Regions from separate parts of the Mus musculus genome. Here region 2 is linked to region 1. A link is a contact called in ENCODE POLR2A ChIA-PET data. All regions are on one chromosome and are shown on one strand. Each heading gives the region's core, a stretch centred on a gene start or an enhancer-like site at or near the end of the contact. The rest is flanking DNA. Distances are from core to core; before and after follow the strand shown. Region 1 holds the start of Ppp1cc (protein phosphatase 1 catalytic subunit gamma). Region 2 holds the start of 1700112N08Rik (a long non-coding RNA gene).

Region 1 (2,700 bases), core at 143-2,642:
CTAGGGAGGCAGAGGCAGGCGGATTTCTGAGTTTGAGGCCAGCCTGCTCTACAGAGTGAGTTCCAGGACAGCCCCAGGACCATACTGAGAAACCCTGTCTTGAAAAACACCCCCCCGCCCCCCGGGGAAATGCCCAGATTTTAAAAAGACACCTTTTCCCTTTTCTGTCAGTGATTTACTTGAAGACATCTACCACCAGAATTGCGCAGCTGTCCACCACTCCAAAAGTATTTTGGGCCAAAGCAAGCTAGTGTCAAGAGCCCAAATCAAGGTTACTGGATCTTCTCCTCTTTAGCTTCAGCGGATGTTGTGGGATCTGTGATTAGCAGGATCCAGACCTATGTCAAATTTGAAATCTCCAAAGTAGGAAACCACACGGCAGAAACCCCCAAGTCGGACAAAAGGAAAGCTGGGTTTTTGTTTTTGAACCTCTCCTCAACCACTGGACATCCTGGGTTCCCACGGGGTGAACAGTTGGAAGGCGGCAGGTTCTCTCTAGGTTCCTAGCTACCCCGGGGTTTGAAACCTGACTTTTAACTGTTAATTCTTGGTCCAGCGAGGTCTTGGGAGTTTCTCTTGCGAAACCCACTTCCAGGATAATAACAACACAGCACCTACCTGGCGGGTGCTCGCTGAACGCGGCAGCGTCCCCCTGTCCTCAGGGACACAACAATCTGATGATCAGAGAGAGCCACACTGTCACCCGGACTGGGTCCGTGTGCGGATGCACGTTCAAGGGGGAAAGAACGCTGGAGGATGGATGGCTTTGAGGGGAGGGTGGAGGGGGTAGGAAAATGCAGGAGACGGACTCTCATCGCACTGGGACGTCGTCCTGCCAAGCCAAGTCCCTCTGATGAGTCCTTGGACTCCAGATGATAAATGTGAAAGCAAGGACAGGGGAGTGATAAAAAATAATGGGGTCCCCAAACCCGGAGGCGCTTGTATGCGCGCCCCAGATCCAAAGCGGCTTCCGAGAAAAGACCGGCCCCTCCACTGGGCCTGATCCCCCACCGGCCGGGCCTGCCCCGCCACCCACCCGCGCGCCGCTCACCTTCCAGCAGCCGTTGGATGATGCTGTCGATGTTGAGTTTGTCGATATCCGCCATCGCCGTCCCGCCGCCGACCCTCCCGCAGCAGCAGCAGCAGCAGCGGCGCCGCCGCCCGCTCGCCCCGGGGTCTCACTCGTCCTCCTTCCTCACGCCACGAGCCCCACGAGCGGTGGTGGCGGCGGCGGCGGTGGCAGCAGCAGCCGCGGCGGGTCCACCCCCCCCAGCCGCCCCGCTCCGCTCCGGGCTTCCTCCTCCTCTCGCCACTGGGAACCACGAGAAGAACAAGATGGCCGCCGACTCCTCAGGCCAGCCTCGGGCGGCGCACGGATGCGCGCGCGGGAGTGCAGCGGCCCGGCCGGGACTTCTTTACGGGCCCATAGAGCGCGCGGGAAGGGGGCGGGGCCGGCGCCGGGAAGGGGCGGGGTTTGAGCGCGTAGGGCGGGGGTGGGGCGGAGCCCGGGCGGAGACGGTTGAGCGCGACTCCGCCACCGCGCGCGGGATCCTTCCGCCAAACGGGCGGGGGAAATAGACCCCCTGTGGCGGGAGAGGGAAGTTGTGAAGTTGGCGCGCGCAAGTTGAAGGTGGACTTTGTCAGTCTGCTGCGCGCTGCGAGGCTCACCAGCTCCTTCCGGCTCTGCTGCTTGGGGACAGAAGTCTGACCGACATGGCGGGGTGGGAGTTCAACACTGAATCACCCCTCGGAGCCAATCTGGGGTGGGGTTGCTTGCCTGTGGAGAATCATAAAGAGGAGGAGGTTGGAACGTTGGGGATTCAAATACTCTGGCACATTGGTGAACAAGAAGAGCTAGATATACGGCTCCGTGGTGAGAATGCTTGTCGAGTATGTGTGAGACCTTGGGTTCAATTCCCAGCACTGGCAAAATTTCATAATACTGCAATAAAGCATCTACGATACAATATTTGGAAAAAAGAAGCCCCCAAGATAAGCCAAAAAAATGTTAATCCACTGTGAGTGGCACATTAAGTAATTTGTGTGAGCTTCTTGTGTGCGCTAATGCTCTTTTACATTTTAGAGAGAGGTTGGGAGAATTCTGTAAGGGTTGCTACTACCTATCTTTTGAATTATCTTTCTTGAACTCAGAAAGTTATATAATAATTTAAGAGATTTCCCCTGTATTTAGCCGGAGCTGGGTTGAATGAGCGTGCCGGAGCAGATAAAATGGGAATTTGCACATTTCCTGGGAGGTTGCTGTGCGTGCGCTCTGGGCCTCAGCGCATTCATCTGCTGCTTGCCTCTAGCTTCCTTGACTCCCCAGGGGCACCCCTTCACCTGAGGGGTCCCCAACTCTGCTGCCTCGCAGGCTAGCTGCCTATGGAAGAAAAATGCACACCCATCTGACCCATTTATCTCTTCCCAGTAGCACGCCAGAAAATTTACAAAATGTTCTCCCCCAGCCCCACCTCCAGTTCATGTTTCTCAAAGCAAGAGGGATGGATCTGAGGATTCCTTTCCATGAATGCCTTGCAAGGTTGTCTCCCCATAGAGAGACTCATTTTCTACAAGCTCTGTCTTCCCGTGGCCCCGCAGCATGGTGTGTGATGCACCCATCTAGATCTGAGCCCTTTTCCTGATGCTAGCCCCCGACAGTGGGGTTTCAGGATTCTCCCCAGCTCTCCTCAGCCCTCTGCT
Region 2 (2,700 bases), core at 45-2,544, 120 kb before region 1:
CACGTGGCTGGTTGGCTTCCTCACCTGCAGCCCCTGGGCCCCATCATTCTTCTCCAGTCGGGGAAATCCTCCTTTCTCCCCTCTGCGTCCACGCCCTCCAAACAAGGACCTTTAGCTTTTGGAAACAGAGATTCCTGGTTGAATCAGAGCATTAGAACCAATCTCCAACAACCAAGCAAGCATCTGGGGACAAACCTAACTTGGTAAAAGAACCTTGGCGGTCACACAGAACAAGCAACCTGTTTTCCACCTGAGGAAAGTGGGTGAATAGAAAGTCTATGCCACCACACTGTGGAGGTACATGCTTGTAATCCCAAGATTCGAAAGTCAGAGGCAGGTAGATATCTGTGAATCTGAGGCCAGCCTGGTCCACACAGCTCCAGGACAGCCAGGGTTACATAGTGAGACATTGCTTTTTTTGTTTTATGATTTTTTTAAAAATTGAGTGTAGTGGCACACAACTTCAATCTAAGCACTTGGCAGGTAGATCTCATTAGTTCAAGGCCAGCCTAGTCTACAGAGCAAGTTCCAGGATGGTCAAGGCTAGAGAAAACCTAGTCTTGAAAAGAAAAGAATTTTTTTTAATTTAAATTTAAAAAGGGAACAAAATCCGAAAAACTTCTCATAAGAAGCCAATGGGTAGTTGGGTGTTGCTGGTCTGAACTGGAGACCTGGAGAGGGGTCTCCAGGAAGTTAATGACTAGGAAGGAACTAGGTGCCATCCATTCTTGGTAGTTGGTTCACATTGCTTTGCTGGGATGTGGGTGGAAGGTGGGGAGGTCATGTTTTCCCCTCCTGAAACCCATCGCCTCCTCTCAGCTCTCTGAGAATAGAATTTGATTCTCTTGGAGAAAAAGTAATCCACTATGTCTGAGATTTGTGTACTTGGACCAATGTTCCAAGAAGCGACACACTGGAGCTGGAGAGACACCTTATTTGGCAAGCATGAAGACCTTAGTTCGGAGATCCGAACTAAGCACTGACAAGAAAGTTGAGCCCAGTGGTTTGTGCACCTGCAATCCCCCAGCGCAGGGGAGGTAGAAGCAAGAGGACCCCCTGGTGCTTACTTGTGAGCTCCGGGTTCGGTGTGAGATACCATCGGAAAATTAAGGTAGGGATCAATCGAGGAAGATACCTGATGTTAACGTCTGGCTTCTGTACACATACCTATGTATGTGCACGTGCACTAGAACCCGTGCGCGCACACACACACTCAGAAATAAGTCAACTCACGCGCAAAGTGGAGACATGACCCATCTGTGGCCAATCAGCATCCTAGTCTCTTGGTCACAGTCATTGGCTTAAAGAGGAAGGACCTAACTAGTGTCAAACCGATGAAAGCGATTTTGAGATCGTGTAGAGAGTTAAGAAGAGTCAATGCCCAACCAGCGCCCTAGAGCAGGTGGGATGCAGGCTTGGGTCTCCGAGGGCTGCCATCTTGGCTACTTGATTAGAACCAACTGTGACATTCATTGAAGCCCCTTCTAAAATCCTGCGGGCCTCAAGAGAGGATCAATCACATTTTGCTGAGTTCCCCCTTGGACTTAAGCCTCAGGCTTTGACTTGCAAAACAAAGCGGCCCGACAGACACAACACGTGACCAGCTTCCATGGCTACCCTAACAGTGTCAAGAACAAAGTTCCTACCACAAAGGCGGCTGTGTGGGAGGAGCTTCTCTGCTCATTTGCATAGAGAAGTGGGAACAGGTGCCTCTCAGGGCCCCACTGAAGGAAATTTCTGACTTCCTGCTTCAGTCTCTGCTCCAGATACAGCAAGCTCCTGATTGGAGGGCTTGGAAAAGATGCTGGGTGTGTAGCCTGTCTCTTCCACCTTTTTGACCTCGATCTGTCCTGACCTTCAGACACGTGCGTTACGTGGACACCTGTGGATTCCTGGTCCCTGTAGTAACCCAGCCCAGGTCTGGCAAAATCAGTTTGATCCCGAGAGGTTGTTTCTGACCAAGCTGGGTCTCCTTTGAAATTTGAACATCAATGTTAGTGCTTAGATTTCTAGTGTCCTGATTTGGACGTCAATGTTAGCAGTACTGCCACTCCACAAAACCCCTCGTGTTCACTGATGTTTCTCTTTTTGGAGAGCTTCCAGAGGCCGACTTTGGGAGCCTAAAATAACACGTAAAGGTCAGTTGTTGTTTTTTTGTTTTTTTAAAAATACAATCCAGGGGGGTTGGTGGGATGGCTCAGTGGGTAAGAGCGCCCGACTGCTCTTCCGAAGGTCCAGAGTTCAAATCCCAGCAACCACATGGTGGCTCACAACCATCCACAACAAGATCTGACTCCCTCTTCTGGAGTGTCTGAAGACAGCTACAGTGTACTTACATATATTAATAAAATAAATCTTTAAAAAAAAATACAATCCAGGTCTGGGGTTTAAAGGTAATTTAACTGTGAGTTAGGATTCTGGGACTGGGTGGTTTGAGATAGCTAAAATTGTTCTGCTAGGTTTTAACTGGTAACTACCTAAGGACCTAAATTTTTGGATTGAAGAAACCATTCATTCCCACCTCCTCTTCCTACTCTAAACTATGAAAACTGTCCTCAGGTTGTACAGTGGGTCTCCTGGGTGGGTCTAGGTGCTCCCTTCTCTGACCAATAAAAGGTCTGCTCTTGCTATTAAGGCAGATCTGCATTTATTTACCTCTGCCAGTTTAATTCTTACTTTGCGGATCCCAGGGGTCAAACT

The links. ChIA-PET counts read pairs that join two places held with the same protein, here RNA polymerase II (POLR2A).
Region 2: POLR2A ChIA-PET joins it to region 1 with 10 read pairs in embryonic stem cell. The contact joins the promoter of 1700112N08Rik here to the promoter of Ppp1cc in region 1. POLR2A ChIA-PET finds 5 or more read pairs at or near these places in 4 of 5 experiments (Patski and embryonic stem cell).

The regions. Positions count from the first base shown.
Region 1 is chr5:122,156,967-122,159,666 of GRCm38, reverse strand. Ppp1cc (protein phosphatase 1 catalytic subunit gamma) reads right to left here and starts at 1,392. Exons shown (of 7, transcript NM_013636.4): 1 at 1,052-1,392. The coding sequence starts at 1,106.
Region 2 is chr5:122,273,917-122,276,616 of GRCm38, reverse strand. 1700112N08Rik (a long non-coding RNA gene) reads right to left here and starts at 1,294. Exons shown (of 4, transcript XR_878753.1): 1 at 1,068-1,294; 2 at 1-115.